2 separate regions of the Homo sapiens genome follow, and region 2 is linked to region 1. A link is an interaction called in ENCODE POLR2A ChIA-PET data of the cell type or tissue named here. Cell type or tissue: HCT116. All regions are shown on one strand.

Region 1 (8,000 bases):
GGGTTCAAGCCCAGAGGGCTTCAAAGGGAGAGAAAGGTTACAGCTGCAGTTCTCCAGCAGAGCCCAGGAGGCCCCAGGGCAGGTAGGGTTCAGGGATGCCATTTCCCTGGCCATTTCCCTGGCAGTGTCAGCCAGGGAATGTATCAGCCAGTTCAGAGCACCAGCCTTGGCCATGTCTCCCTGGGCACCAGGAATCTTTATATTAAAATCTCCCCAGCCTGGACCTCAGGCAGTAGCTGGCCTGACTCCCATACTCAGGAGCTGCTGCTCCCAACTGGTTTCCGGGAACCTGCTGTTGGAGTCAGCCCCGTGGACTTTCTCCGCTGGGTCAGAGTTTGGGTCCAGGCTACAGAACTATGGCTGCAGTTTCAAGGCCCTGCTTCCCTCTCGTACCCTTGGAGACAAACCATTGCCCTAGGAGGGTAGAACTAAGTGTGGATCACAGGCCAACACCATCCCAGCCAGGTGTGGTCAGTGCCATCCACCCACAGAGGTGGCTCCAGCGGGAGAGTGGGGTAAAAGGAGCTGGCTACAGATATGCTGCCCCGGAGCCACAGGAAGCTTCTGGAGAAACTCGCTCCAGTCCACACCAGAAGGCCCCAGTGATCTCTGCAGCTCAGGAGGTCCAAACTGTCTTCCCGGAAAAGTGTGTCTAAGGCTCTGTGCTGTGTAGGCCCTGGAGCTTGTTGGGGGACAAAGGGGTGGGTGGGCAGCAGTGAGTACTTGGTGCTGGGGTTAGGCTGACCAAGGGGGTCTTTGGCAAGGCCTCTCATCTGTGCCGCACATGGCATTCTCTGCTAGAAAGGGCTCTGGGCTGAAATCACAAGTGGCCCATGCTGAGGAGTTGAATGTACACGATGTTCCTAATGTACTGTCATTTGTGGCCAGGATTAGGAAGGAAATGGTGATTCCAGCTTGGAGGAAATCCCTGTGGCAAGAGAGGGCAGGAGCCCAGCAGGGACCCAAGGGCTTGGGCACTTCTCAGCACTTCTTGGAGTTGATTATCATGGAGACAACAGGATTTCCTTTAGTGACCAGTCCCTTTGTTTTCATTTGCACTGAGGATTCAGCATGCAAGAAGGTCCCTGCGGCCGTGCCAAGGCTTCATGGCCGGGGGACAATGGTCTCCAGGCAGGGGCCAGACCGGCCGCACTCTTGCCCCTCCTCCCCGCACCCAGCTGTCTCCTCACCCCGGCCTTGCCCTCCTCACACTGCGTTTTTCTCCAACACCAAGACACTATCTCAGCAGATACCCCATCGGTCCTTCCTGCTATCTCAGCTTCAGAGCCTCCAGCACAGGGTTACACGCCTGTCCCCAGCCCTCGCCATCTGACCTGCATCCAGCCGTATTCTGGGGTGTGTCTATGTGGGATAGAAGGCGCAGCCTCTTTTCTAAGACACAAACGCAGACCTCATTGTGAGTCAAACACCTGCTGAGTTCCCTCACAGGGACTCCTTGCAGAATGCGAAATGCTTCCGCCAGAGCCAGACACCCGCCAAGAACCCTGATAACACAGTTCAGAACCCACCTGACTCTGAAGCCCCTTGGCCTGCAGTTCCATGTGCATGCCCAGCCCCACGGCCAAAGTAACCCAGGCCACCTTGTCCCTTCCTGGAAGTTAATTTTCTGTCCTACAAGCATTCATCTCCCCCATTGCCTGTAGGGGCCCAGCCCTAGGCCTTGTGGTGTAAGCTGAAAAGGAACCAGGGCTCAGGGAGGGCCCAGGGGCCAAGTACCACCTTAGGAAGGAAATTGGTGGGAACTAGCAGCAGGTGAGGCAGGAGACAGGGGAGGGCTGTCCTGGGAAAGAACAGGGGGCTTGAGTACCTGTGAATGGACACAGGGGACGGGGTGGTCAGACTGAAAAGACACATGGAAAATAAGGCCAAGGCAGGTGCGGTGGCTCACGCCTGTCATCCCAGCACTTTGGAAGGCCAAAGCGGCAGATCACCTGAGGTCAGGAGTTCAAGACCAGCCTGGCCAACATGGTGAAACCCAGTCTCTACTAAAAATACAAAAATTAGCCAGGTGTGGTGACGGGCGCCTGTAATCCCAGCTACTCAGGAGGCTGAGGCAGGAGAATCACTTGAACCCAGGAGGCAGAGGTTGCAGCGAGCCAAGATCACACCACTGCACTGGATGACAGAGCGAGACTCCATCTTGAAAAAAAAAAAAAGAAAAAAGGCCAAGCCAGCCCGATGGGCCAAGGTAGAAGATGACTTCCATTCTGAGGAGAAGGCAGAGCCCCTCCCGTGGCAGCAAGGGTCATCTGACTCCACCCTGGGCAGTTCAGAAAGCGGGAGTCAACTTGCTCTCTAGAGCAAGCCCCAAACTTAGGGTGAGGGACCTGCTAATCCTGGGGGGCTGAGGCTTCAGCTGCCTCTGTGAGACTGTTTCGTTTTCTGTGGCAGCTCCCACCCAGATGAGACCTTCTATGGAGGTCTCTAGATGAGCCCAGCACAGGTGTCTGGGACCTCCCAGAGCCCGATGGCACCTCCTCTTGCACAGAGGGACAGATGGCTAAGAGGACTGAAGGCCTCTTCCTGTGCCCCTCCTCCCTCCATCCCCTTTCCACCAGCTCCCTACAAAGCCCAGAAAAACAAGTTCCGCATCCTCCTCCTCCTCCCACCCCACTCCCTGCAAGAAACTTTTAAGTGTACCAGACACATCGACTGCATTAAACAACGATGAATTTTTAAGGCATGAGTTGGCAGGGTTACCATGGCTGCCTTTGCCCTGAGGGGCACACTGCCGAGGATTGATTGAAATAAATAAAACAGATTTACAGTTTTCATACTTGGAAGCAGAGAGTTGGAAGGGAAGAGAGCAGAGGGGGAGGGGCAGGATGCAGTGAGATTCTGGAGCGTTCTGGACTAGAGATGGGAGGCTACTCCCTCCTCTCCCTATCCTAAGGTTATACTGACCCAAAAGCTGCTTTCTCTTTAAATTCCTAAAGGATCCCAGCTGTGGGGCAGGAACAAGGCAGGGAGGAGGCCCTTTTCCGGTGGGAGCGGTCCAGGCCTTCTCTGTAGTTTGTAGCCTTGATATTAGGTTGCACCTCAGATTTATTGGCCGTGAGACTCCAGGTGTCTCCTAGGAAAGTACTGGGGTCCATTGGCCTTGGACCACTGAAGGGGATGGATGTGGGCACCATCCAGCATCCAATGTAGAAAGGAAACAAGGGCTATCCAGGCGTGGTGGTTCACACCTGTAATCCCAGCACTTAGGGAGGCCGAGGCGGGTGGATCACTTGAGGTCAGGAGTTCAAGACCAGCCTGGTCAACATGTCGCTACTAAAAATAGAAAAATGTGCCTAGTATCGTGGCACATGCCTGTAATCCCAGCCACCAAGGCAAGAGAATCGCTTGAACCCGGGAGGCAGAGGTTGCAGTGAGCTAAGATCGCACCATGGCACTCCAGCCTGGGTGACAGAGCAAGATTCCGTCTCAAAAAAGAAAATAAACAAGGGCTCGCCCCTCTGTGCATGGTCAGTGAGCCACAGGCAGCTGGGGATGGAAATGAAGGAAGGAGGCCTGGCCATAGGGAGAAGGGAGGGGCCTCTGAGCCAGGATGCCCTGCCCTCAGCAGGCACCTGAAGCCTGTTGCCCTCCTGCTGGTTTGCCCAGTCCTAAGGCGACTTGCAGAGAGACCGGTGGAGTCCACCCAGCCCACACTGTCCTCAGAATCAGCATCCAGCCCAGCCTCTGAGGGACCTGGAGCCAGGACTACCTGCCCAGTCACCCATGTAAGAACCCCATCCCCATCCACAGCTGCCAACAGCCTGCCAGGGAGCACAGCGATCGCTGACCCCATGCCCCATGACACCCTCTGACCAAAGAGCTGGGCTTGCAGGCAGGGTCCCCACCAGGCCAGTGGGGCTAGAGAATTGGACCTGCTGGGGTGGGAAATGAGCACCACCAGAGGGTCCTGGTGCCAGACTGGAGAAGCAGAGGCATGAAGAACCCGATAGGGTTCTTGGGGTGGTTGGGCAGTAGGAGGAGACCTTCCTGTATCTGTATCCAGTGAGGCCACTTGTGTGAACTAGTCTAACAGGAGGTACCGAGCAAAATCACCCACACTCTTGCCTCTCATGGGGCCACCAACAAGGCTCCACTGGGAAGGATGTCCCATCGATGGCACGCGAGAGTGGACAAGGTGGAGCATAGGGGAAAACTGAGGAGGTGGGGTACACCCACCCCTCCTGGAACTTGCCAGCTGAGGCTTCTTCTGAGTCCTCTGTTCATCATGGGGAGGGCAGCGTTGCGGGGCCAGTGAGGGCTGGAGTAGAGAGAGCAGCTGAGGGCATGCCGGGCGGGAGCAGGCGCCCCCAGCCTCCACGCTCATCTCTCAACCTTGCTGTCTCTTTCTAGGGTTTGAGTCCAGGGTCTGTCCCCGCCAGGCCAGCTGTTTTCCACGCTGCTGGTGGCTTATTGTTTGGGATAGTCAAGAATGTCAGAGGCCCCTGGGAGGGGATGGTTGCTTCAGTCTCCATTTCCCCATGAACTTCTCTTGAGTTCATCTGATGCCCTGTCCACATCCCTGCCCTTGAGCGCCAGGTTGGCCCACCTGCGCAGAGAGGCAGGCTGCGTCCACCAAGGGCCCTGCAGGCCAGTGCTGGCAGAAGGGCATTCCTGGGCCCTCGGCCTCTCCTCCTCCCAGGCTGAACACTCACCCAAAACACCCCCACCACGGGTCAGATGCATCATCTGCTGCTGCCTTGGTCACCCTCTTAAGAAGCCAGGCCCAAGGAAGGAGGGGTGGGGAGGGCAGAGCCTGCACCCAGTGAGTGCATGGGTTCCCATCCCCAGCAGATGGCTCAGCGTCCTAACAGTCACTGGGCAGGTGGGGGCGGGGGGCCAGTAGCATGCCCCTGCTTGGTGACCAGAGCCAGAGGAGGGTCCCCAAAGGGAGCCGGCACAAGTATCCCGAGCAAACAGCAGAGGGACCTGGGAAGGATCAGCCAACAGTGAGGATGGGGAAGTGTTTCTGGCCTTGGTCACTTCGCTGGTCCTGTTTTCAGAGGGTGCAGGGACATGAGATCATGGGAAGTTTCATGTCTTGCCTGAAGCCACATGGCAGAGTCCAGCTTCCCTAGGGCGGAGCACGGCAGGGAGCCAGAATGTCAGCTCCCCACAAGGAGACCCAAGCTCCGTCCTTTGCCCTCCTGGGCCTCACCTGCAGCACGGGGCTCTGCTCCTACAGACACCTGGCGAAGGAGCCATTCCCCAGCTCCTCCCGAGCGGGCTCCGGCTGTCCCTAGCCTCTAACGTGCCAGGCTCTGCCCTCCCCAGGCTCCCACGATGAGTCTGTCCTAAAAGGAACTGCTCCCTCTCTCCCACTGTGAGCTGGCCCTCCTCATGCCCTGCTCCAGGCCTGCAGGAACTAACCAGGTGGGGAGAGGCCACTGGCCACAGCCAGCTGCACCCTCAGACAGCAGTGTTTGCACAGCCCCTCTTCTGCTGCTCTGCACACAGCCCCAGGCAGGAGGGGTGTTGGGGGGTAAAGCCCCCAGGAAGTCTTGTCCTCCAAACCAAGGCCTGGCTTTGCCCAAATCAGTGACCTGTCTTATCCCTGGAGGAGATGCAGTGTGTGGCCCCTGCCCCCAACCCAGGAAAGGACAAAGAAGACAGTGCCAGGCTCCAGGCTCCCATCCATGCCTTTCTCCCACCGCCCCTTCTGTTACCATGAGGCAGGGCTCCTGCCAGCCTGGACCACATGACCTTAGGGCGTGACTGGCCAGTCTAGAGCCACCCAGACACTGCGGCACCTACAAAGCCAGTTGACACCTTACTCCTCCTGCCCACCCTGGCCCAGGTTTCACCTGAAGCAGGGGCTGTGTGTGGATGCCAGGTGGGGGTTTGGGAGAGCATCTCCCACAGAGGCCTGCGGCTGTCCATGGCTGGCACCTGATGTGTGCTGATGCTTGCCAGTGTTAGTGATGGGAGGGACAGTGACACGAAGGCTCACACCAGCCCCTGGCAGGTGTGGTGCAGTCACCTCCAGGCAGATGCTGCTCCAGAGCAGTGGAGAAGGCTGCAGGGGGATGCAGAGCCACGTCTCTCCTACCCTGGTCTCAGCATGAGCCTTAGCCTTGGCCTTGGAGGCTGCCCCAAAGGGAATGTTCATGGGCAAGGCTGTGTAGTCTCAGTTCTTAAGGCTAAGTGACCGCCCCCTCTGCTGGGCTCCGGGAAGTTCAGAGCAGGCCGAGGGCAGGTTGCTCTTTTGAGAGCGCCTGGGTATGTGGCAGAGAAACCAAAGAGAAGCTGGTCCCGCCCCCAGCACAAAACCAGACCTGGAAGGGGGAGCAGCTGTCCAGGCGGCAGCCAGCAGCCCAAGACGGGGAGGCAGAGCTGCGTCCACAGGGCCTCTGGGCTGTGTGTGAAGGACACAACCAGTGACACAGCCCCTGCTGGGCCAAAAGCTCCATTGCCACTGAGGGAGGAGCCTTCCCTAAATGGCGTGTGTCTTTGCCTTCTGGCCACATCCCCCCTGCCTGTGCCTGAGTCATCGGGATATACCAGAGGCCCCCTTACTGACTTGACACACTCCCCTGTGGACCCCTGCCCTCCTCCAGCCCCATGGTGGGTCTCCAGGGTGGTACAAGAGGTCCCCTATGCCCTCCCAGACCCTGTTCAGGTTCCCTCCCACCCCAGCTCTCTGCCTTGTTTCCAAGCACATTCCAGGCCATTGTCTCATGACGAATAGCGTTTTCATGCGGGTGTTGGAAAATATGGGCACATGTTTAATGCTTGCAAGCTGTGCTCCACTGTTGACACTGCGCTTGGGAGCCAGGCAGGCAACTCAAGCTGGGCTGGGGCTCAGCAAAGAAGTGATGATGCAGCAGCCCTGCAAGGCAGCCATCTGCCAGGCCTCCGCCGGGCAGGGACAGCCCCTGGTGCCCACTCACAGCAGGCACTGGGGAAGCAGAGTGGTGAGGAAGAACTCAGGTTCTGGAAGTCGATTCTTCTAGGTCTGAATACTCTGTTCCTCCTCCTCCGGTCAGCTGTGGGTCCTCTCTGAACCTCAGATTCCTCTTCTCTGCAGTGGGGGTGATAACCCTGCCCAGGTTATGTGAGGACTCAGCATGACACTGCGAGTGGAGCTAACCCAGAGCCCAGTGCCAGGTGCGTGGGAACTCCAAGGCCACCTGTCTGTACAGATCCCGGTGTGGACTAGGGACTGTAGTGGAAAATGGGCCCTCTTTCCTCCCTCCCCAGCTTCCTGACTCAAGGGCCCACTTCTCACACCCTCTGCCCTGAGCCTTGCCTGTAGTAAGGGCCCCGTGAGCTGGCCAACACTTCCGCTATTATTACTGTCTTCTTGAGGCTTTGCAACGCAGTGATCTGGGTTTTCCTTCTCCCCAAACCTAGGGTGACCTGGGGTCAGGCAGGATGCGGCCCCCACCTCCTTCCCAGCAGTAGGATGGGAGTCATCCTCAGTGGAGGCCCCTCCGCTGCCAGCCCCAGAGCAGCCTCTCCAGGCTCTTCCTCCTGGAGCAAGGGTGGTTGAGCGAGCGGCTGGAGCATGACATGGCCTCAGCACTGCTCTCTGTGGTGCCTGCTCCCGGCCTCTCCTCTCCCTTTCCCTCTTGTGGTGCTTTAATTAGCGATGCTCAGAGGGAGACACCTCACTCAGAGGGAGACACCTCGTGAGGAGGCTTGTGCTCCAGAGTCTCCTGGGATGAGCTGGCTTCCCAGGCCTCTTCGGCCAGCAAGAGAGTGCAAGATCTGGGCAGGGCTTGGCCTGATGGGTGACAAGGGCAAAAATGTAACATCAGACTGCCGTTTTCCACACACTGGTGTTTGCACAGCACAAAAAGGCCTGCCTGGGCATGAACAGAGAGAATGCGCTGGCCTGGCGGAGGGGGTGGAGGGTCAGTGCACCTACCGTTCTGTTCGGGAGACCCTTGCTTCTTGGGGATGAGTGCCCTGAAAGAACTAGAACTTTCTCTTAGAAGGGGCTGGTAGGAGGGGCCTGCATTTCAGACTGAGGCTTCATC
Region 2 (8,000 bases), 270 kb after region 1:
GTAAATGCTCTGAGAAAGTGTAGTCAGAGCCTATGATTGGGTGTCGCCTGGAACAGTAAATTCTTTCGGCAGTGGTGCGCCTTCTCAGGCAGGCACTTTAAGGTGGGTTTGGGTCATCCCAGGATGTGACCTTGAGCTGTTAGAAACTATATTACTGTTTAAGTCTCTTTTTTTTTTTGAGACGGATTCTTGCTCTGTTGTCCAGGCTGGAGTGCAGTGGTGCAATCTCTGCTCACTGCAACCTCCACCTCCTGGGTTCAAGCAATTCTCTGCCTCAGCCTCCCCAGTAGCTAGGATTACAGGCGCCTGCCACCACGCCCCGCTAATTTTTTGTATTTTCAGTAGAGACGGAGTTTCACCATCTTGGCCAGGCTGGAAGAGTTCAGGCCACCCCTGAACTCCAGACCTTGTGATCCACCCGCCTCGGCCTCCCAAAGTGCTGGGATTACAGGCATGAGCCATGGCGCCCAGCCTTCTTTTCTTTTTTATAAAGAGAGACAGGGTTTTTCCACGTTGCCTAGGCTGGTCTCAAACTCCTAAGCTCAGACAATCTACATGCCTAGGCCTCCTAAAGTGCTGCGATTACAGGCGTGAGCCACTGTGACCCGCCTCTGTAGAAGCCTTTTAATGTGGAGGGAGGAGGGTGGGTAAAATCACTTGTGTTGAGAGTCTGCCGGTGTTTTGTTTGTTTGTTTGTTTGTTTGTTTGTTTTTGAGACGGAGTCTTGCTCTGCCGGCCAGGCTGGAGTGCAGTGGCGCGACGTTGGCTCACTGAAACCTCCATCCCCCCGGATTCAAGTGATTCTCCTGCCTCAGCCTCCTGAGTAGCTGGGATTACAGGCGCCTGCCACCATGCCCGGCTAATTTTTATATTTTTAGTAGAGACGGAGTTTCACCATCTTGGCCAGGCTGGTCTTGAACTCCTGACCTCATGATCCACCTGCCTCAGCCTCCCAAAGTGCTGGGATTACAGGTGTGAGCCACCACGCCTGGCCCTTTTTTGTTTAAGACAGAGTCTCACTCTGTTGCCCAGGCTGGAGTGCAATGGCATGATCTCAGCTCACTGTAACCTCCAACTCCCAGATTCAAGCAATTCTCGTGCCTCAGCCTCCCAAGTAGCTGGGATTACAGGCACGCACTACCACACCCAGCTAATTTTTGCATTTTTGGTAGAGACAGGGTTTTGCCATGTTGGTCAGGCTGGTCTTAACTCCTGGCCTCATGTGATCCACCTGCCTCAGCCTCCCAAAGTGCTGGGGTCGTGATGACATCACTGCACTCCAGCCTGGGCGACAGTGAGACCTTGAGCAAAAACAAAGAGCGTTCCTGTGCTAAAGGGGACTAGACTGGGACCCTGCCTTTCCGGGTTTGGCTCTTCAGGGCCATTATTAATTATCCCACACAAGGGCCATCCTTGAAAGAGGATACCGGTGTGTTAGCAGCAAACACCAACAGCAGAGGTTATCAGGTTATCAAGGTAGTAACCGGCAGCATGAGCAACACCTGGAGACGGGGTAGCAATGCCAATTCTGGGGCCTGCCCTAGAGCTAAAAGAACCAGAAGCTGAGGGTGGGGGCAGCAATCTGCGTTTAAACAAGCTGGCCAAGAGGATCCCATACACACCAAAAATTCAGAACCACTTCAGCCTCACTTCAGCCTGTTGGAGGGCGAAACTGCAGTCTACCTGGAGTTTCATAAAGGTTTTGAAATAGGTGCGGAAGTTAGGGAAAGGATGGGCTAATAAAAGACATGGCAAATATTTAAAATGCATTCACTTTACCCTCAACAGCAGGAAGCTACGGGCATCTAAGAGAGAGCCTGCAAGGGGGAGATGCCCCGGTGGATGAGGAACCAATAGACACTCTGCCCCCTTTTCCTCTTTTCCTAGGTGGGGAACACAAAGTCCAGCGAGGCCAAACCCCCGCTCGCACCGCTGATGGGGTCTCTCTCCCCTCAGGCCAGGGCGCAGCGGCCCCACCGCAGCTCGGGCTTTCAGAGCCCGGGCGTGAAGCCAAGCTGGCCTCAGGTCGCGGCTCTTTGAGAGCGCGAGTGGGAACAGTGCCCTCCGGCCGGGCTCGTCAGCAGCTGGCCACAGCAGCATCTGAGAGGCGTCCTCGGCTAGTGTGCACCTCCCTAGGAACCCACGTATCCAACCCGGCTCGGGGCCGTCTGCTCCAGCCGCTGGAGCCCGGCCTTCTGAGAATGAAGACTTCCCATCCCCCTCCGTCTCCCCTCCTGCACGGCGGACCCCCTGAGCCCTAGCGAAACTACAAAGCCCACAATCCCTGGGATGCGCGCGCTGTCTTCTGGGAGATGTAGTCCTGGATGCGGGGCGCCCCTAGCGACCCAGCGCCCGCTGGACTCCATATCCCAGCATGCCGGCGCGCGTGCGGGGGGCGGAGGGAGGGAGAGACGGGGAGGATGTGAATGGGGTGGGGGCAGTCGCCCCTGTCCCCCACCCTTCCCTTCAAGCCGGGCAGGGGTGGGGGGAGGGGCCGGGCTGAGGCGGCGGCGGCGGCGGCGCTCGGGGAGGGTTGGGCCAGGCAAGGGCGGGACTAGCCCACGGCGGGCGGACGAGAGAGCTGCGAGCTAACGGGTCCGGACGACGGCGGCGGCGGCGGCGGCGGCGGCGACGGCTTTCTGCGCGGGCGGCGGCGGCGGCCGGAGCGGCGAGCATGGCCCGCGCGGCGCCGGGCGCTGACTGAGGTGCGCGGGTGGGATGAGGGCGGGCGGGATGCAGAGCGCCCCGGGCCCCCGGCTGCCCAGACCTCCCCTGCGCGGGCAGCTGGCGCGGCCCAGCGGCCCAGACCGGCCCGTTCCAGCCCGGCAACTTCCCCCGGGTCGGGGCGCCGGGCTCCCTCGTGTGGGCGGGGGTCCGCGCGCGTTGGCCTCATTCCGGATCCCCGCCTTCTGCTTTGCACGTCCAGCCGCTCCCAGCCTCCCAGGGCTCCCGCTCCGCTCCTTTGCCGGCAGCCCCCAACCCCAACCCCAGCCCCAGCCCCAGCCCTCGGAAGAGCTCTCTGCCCTGGTCCCGACTTCCAGTCCACTCCCTAGTTCGTACCGCTAACCCTGGGTCTCCCGGCCTCTGCTCCACCTGGGAGACCCCGGCCCCACTCTTGGCCAGAGCCTGTCTGCCCCATCAGCTCCTCTTTCCTCTCTCCCCTGTGATCTTTCCCCTACCTGGCACTGCCCCCTAACCATCCTCAGTGGCCCAGTTCTCACGGCTCGACCTTCCTACTTTGGGGAAACTGAGGCACGGCTGAAGCCAGAAACTTGGCCAAAGCGCCAGTCCCGTGGAGGCTGGTCTGAACCTCGTCTCTCCTCTCTCCTGTTCCTTCTCTGCCTTGGAATGGAAGTCATTTCTTACCCCCAGTCATTCCCCTGTGACTGGACCAAACTTCCCACCCCCTGCTACAGCTCTGGGCTGAGCTCACTTGAGTCTCCCCTTAGCTTCCTGCCGCTCCTGTTGGCCTTCCCTCCTTCGCATAACCCACTCCGGGTTCCCTCTGCCTGTAGAGGAGTCAGCACCAATTGCTTGCTTGCTCAAGTTAGCCTTTCGATTTATCTTTTGCCAACTGCATCCATCTCCCGTCTCCCATCTTCCCTCTTGCTTTACAGCTGCGTAAAGGAGCGGAGGATTGAGTCAAAGGTGGTGTTGGAGAAAGGGGCTAGAGAGGTGCTGGGGGCAGGCAGGGACCTGGGGCCTCTTTTCAGTCAAAGCCTCCGGGGGAGTACAGGGCACTCTGGGACCTCTGGCCAGTAACACACTCCCGCCTCGTCTTTGGGACGGATGTTTGGAAGCTGGTTGGCCACCCCTTCCTTGCCTGGTGGGCTCTGAAGCCCTTCTCAGGTGGAAGGTATCGCTGGTTTTTAGAGAGATGGTGGCATAAGAGGAGTCTGGGAGACCACACCCCTAAGCTTCATCTTGCTTCTGCTGCTAACTTTGGAGGGGTTGCCCTTTCAGGGAGGGATGCCTGCTGGCTGCCCTGATCTCTCTGTGGAGGAAGGCACAGAGTATGTGGGCGGTGATCTCAAGTTTAGTCGTGGGACTCAGGATTTAGAGGGAACGAGGGCTCAGAGAGGTGGCACAGATTTGCCTGTATTATTCAGGTTTTTTGTTTTGTCCTCTTCAGATTTTTTTTTTTTTGCGGGGGGGGCAGAGGGGGATAGTCATCCATTCTACCCCAATCCCCAGTTTCCCAGTGGGTTGGGTGGAGGAAAGGAGGGACAGGAGGCTCTAGGAGTTATGTGGGTTCCTGAAGGAGCAATCTTGATCTGAACCAGATGGTTCACTGCTTCAGCAACCCCCTTCCCAGCCCTCCCCCTTGGCTGTGAATTGGATGCTTTTAACCTTGTAACTTGAGAATGGAGGAAGGGAGGCCAGGGGGCCAACTGTCTGTGTGGGTGTTTATGTCTGCCTCTGCACCCTTGCTTGCAAGTCTGGCAGGGGCCTGTGGGAGTGACCCTGCCTGGGAGCGCATTGTTGTGATGTGCTGTGGCACGCTGATGGCTCCTGGGAACTTTTGGAGTGCAAATCCCAGATAAAGCCAAGCTTCTGAGAGCCACTGGCTATGGCCTCAGGGGAGCATTTCTACTCCGGCCAAGCCTCAGGGTAAGGACCACTCTTCTCGAGAAGGCACCTGGGATTAAGGAGTCTGCAATACCAGGATTGGGGATTTGGGGAGGCTTGGTTTTTCCATGTCTTTTCATGGCAAAAGAAGACCTGAGGGGTAGGGCCTGGGGAGAGGGGTGGGAAATGGATTATTTTGCGTTGTCCTATACCACATCCTGCCTTATTTTGGCCATATTTGTATACTTCATTTTGGCTCTCATTAGACTGTGGATGCTCTTCAAATGTGTCCTCATTTTCTGAAATACCACCACCTGGCTTGGTCCTTAGCACCTAGTGGGTGTTCAGTAAATGAATTACAGCGGAAGGTCTCATGGTTACAGGTTTAGGGAAGGATTCTTCACATTTGACTGAGAGTCATAGTCTCCTGGAGAGCTGGTTAAGGCACAGATTGTGTGTGTGTGAGGGGACTCCAGAGTTTTATGGTTTAATCTTGGTGGAGCCTATATTTTGCATCTCTCTCCAGCTCCCTAGGGCTAACACTTTGAGAACCACTGGTTTGGGGTCATCACAATTTCTTGAGAGATTAATCCAAGCAGATGCGAAGTCTTTTTTTTTTTTTTTTTCTTTTTTTGAGACGAAGTCTCACTCTGTTGCCCAGGCTGGAGTGCAGTGGCATGATCTCGGCTCACTGCAGCCTCTGCCTCCAGGGTTCAAGCAATTCTCTTGTCTCGGCCTTGTTGGCCACCCCTTCCTGGGGTGACAGGAACCTAGGATTACAGGCATACGCCACGACACCCCGCTACTTTTTGTATTTTTAGTAGAGACGGGGTTTCACCATGTTTGCCAGACTGGTTTCGAACTCCTGACCTCAGGTGATCCGCCCGCCTTGGCCTCCCAAAGTGCTGGGATTACAGGCGTGAGTCACCGCTCCTGGCCAGATGTCTTTTTTTTTTTTTGAGATAGAGTCTTGCTCTGTCACCCAGGCTGGAGTGCAGTGGTGTGATCTCAGCTCACTGCAACCTCCGCCTCCCAGGTTCAGGCTATTCTCCTGCCTCAGCCTCCCAAGTAGCTGGGATTATAGGTATCTGCCACCATGCCCGGCTGATTTTTGTATTTGTAGTAGAGATGGGGTTTCTTCATGTTGGCCAGGCTGGTCTCGAACTCCTGACCTCAGGTGCTCCGCCCGCCTCAGCTTCCCACTGTTGGGATTAGAGGCGTGAGCTACTCCGCCCAGCTAGATGTAGTCTTTTTTATTTTATTTTATTTTATTTTATTTTATTTTATTTTGAGACGAGGTTTCCCTCTTGTTGCCCAGGCTGGAGTGCAATGGCGAGATCTCGGCTCACTGCAACCTCTGCCTCCCAGGTTCAAGCGATTCTCCTGTCTCAGCCTCTGGAATAGCTGGGATTACAGGCATGCACCACCATGCCCGGCTAATTTTTGTATTTTTTTAAAATTTATTTTATTTTTTATTTTATTTTTTGAGATAGAGTTTCACTCTTGTTGCCCAGGCTGGAATGCAATGGCACGATGTCGGCTCACCGCAACCTCCACCTCCCGGGTTCAAGTAATTCTCCTGACTCAGCCTCCCAAGTAGCTGGGATTACAGGCATGCGCCACCACGCCCATCTAATTTTTTTGTATTTTTAGTAGAGATGGAGTTTCTCCATGTTGGTCAGGCTGGTCTCAAACTCCTGACCTCAGGTGATCCGCCCGCTGGAGCCTCCGAAAGTGCTGGGATTACAGGCGTGAACCACTGCGCCCAGCCAGCTAGATGTAAAGTCTTAAGAGGGACTTTCTTCCACCTTACTTCCCCACCAGGCTGTTCTGGCAGCTGTACTGGTTTGGCTTTTCTTTCATTCTGATGTTGCCCAGGATTGGTAATGACTGGGGGGACACTGCCCCACGGTTATTTGAAGCAAGGCCCCACAACCAAGCAGGAAATTTAGGAGCCATGGCTTTGGAAAAGGGTGGCTGTGTGAAGATATCGAAGCAAATTGCTGAACCGGGCCCTCGTCTGGCCTGTGCCTGTTTCCCCAACCAAGTGGGTTGGGGTGCCTGCCAAGTAAAGTCCTGCCATGGCTGCACACTGGACAGGATACCTGGGAGTCTTTGAAATTTAGAAATGCAGGAGGCATCACTTACATTGTGCTTTGCAAAGCATTTTCCAACTGTTGTTTTACAGGTCAGTGGAACATTTATAAGGCAGATACAGACCCAGGTAGGGTTACTGAGGAACCCAGAGATACACTGTGGGTCACACAGTGGCCCTGGGACTCCTGATTCCAGTGCCAACGGAGTGGCTGCTAAACCAGTTGCTGCTAATAGCCTGAATTATGGCTGCTGTTCATTGAGTGCTTGCTGCCAGCCAGGCATGGTGCTAGATGCTCTCAGGTGTTAGTGAATCCTCACAGCAGCACTGCAAGGTGGGTGTTGTTGCCGCTGCTTTGTAGATGAAGAACTGAGACTTACAGAACTTACCAGATGTGCCCAAACAGACAGCAGGAGGATCTGGGGTTGAAACTCATGTCTTTCTGATGCACAGCCCCTGCTCTTAGTTCCTGCTCCTTGATGTGCTCAACAAACCTTAATTGTCCTTTGGGGTTGTCTGCCCCCAAAAGTCTGAATTTTTTTTTTTTTGTTTTTGAGATGGAGTCTCGTTCTGTTGCCAGGCTGGAGTACAGTGGTGTGATCTCGGCTCACTGCAACCTCTGACTCCTGGGTTCAAGCGACTCTCATGCCTCAGCCTCCCGAGTAGCTGGGATTACAGGCACGCACCACCACAGCCAGCTAATTTTTGTATTGTTACTAGAGACGGGGTTTTGCCATGTTGGCCAGGCTGGTCTCGAACTCCTGACCTCGTGATCCGCCTGCCTCGGCCTCCCAAACTGCTGGGACTATAGGTGTGAGACACTGTGCCTGGCCAAGTCTGAGTCTTTTTGAGCTGAGAACTGTGCTGAGTGTTGTGGAGGAGACAGTAATGTCCAAGTTGCTGTTCCTGGGAGGGGGATAAGACGAGTCCACCAATAGATCTACAGTGGAAATGTGGCCAGTTAAAGGAGGTCGAAGTCATCCCCATAGGGAGCTCAGAAAAGGCATTTGGGATGGGCCTCTAAGGGTAGGTTTCCAAGCAGTGCCTGTGGGCTGGAGGGGGTGTGCAGGCCAACAGGTACAAAGAAAGGCTATCACAAGGCACATTTAGGGAGTTGTCCCTTTTTTCTAGAGCATAGGGGATTTATTTAGAAAGTAGTAAGGAATCCTATTTGGTTGCAAGCAGCAACTTGGCTGCCTTTGGCAGGAAAGCATTTCCTTGGAAAGCTGTGGGAACTATAAAATCAGAGTGATGACTCAGGACCCAGGTCCCCTCCAGGGTCTTGGAGTGGGTGCAGCAGGAACCAAAGGCCAGTCTCTTCAGGGAACCGCTGTTG

The links. ChIA-PET counts read pairs that join two places held together with the same protein. Peaks named below come from ENCODE experiments on the same cell type or tissue, not always from the same donor. Only the 100,000 strongest peaks of a DNase experiment are listed, where the experiment ranks them.
Region 2: POLR2A ChIA-PET joins it to region 1 with 5 read pairs; 2 of 35 experiments call an interaction of 5 or more read pairs at or near these places.

The regions. Positions count from the first base shown.
Region 1 is chr16:70,701,979-70,709,978 of GRCh38, reverse strand. All of the region lies in intron 14 of VAC14 (VAC14 component of PIKFYVE complex), which reads left to right. Among named protein-coding and RNA genes, the nearest start is that of MTSS2, 20 kb to the right of the region's middle. RefSeq lists enhancers at 3,986-4,751, 4,752-5,517, 5,518-6,285, 6,286-7,051. In HCT116, CTCF peaks have their summits at 6,211 (motif pointing left) and 6,412; a DNase peak (open chromatin) is centred at 2,691; H3K27ac peaks cover 3,261 bases.
Region 2 is chr16:70,433,654-70,441,653 of GRCh38, reverse strand. ST3GAL2 (ST3 beta-galactoside alpha-2,3-sialyltransferase 2) reads left to right here and starts at 2,554. Exons shown (of 7, transcript NM_006927.4): 1 at 2,554-2,705. RefSeq lists silencers at 2,403-2,582, 2,683-2,882 and enhancers at 4,423-4,602, 7,564-8,000. In HCT116, no CTCF peak of the experiment used is centred here; a DNase peak (open chromatin) is centred at 2,373; H3K4me3 peaks cover 2,931 bases; H3K27ac peaks cover 1,205 bases.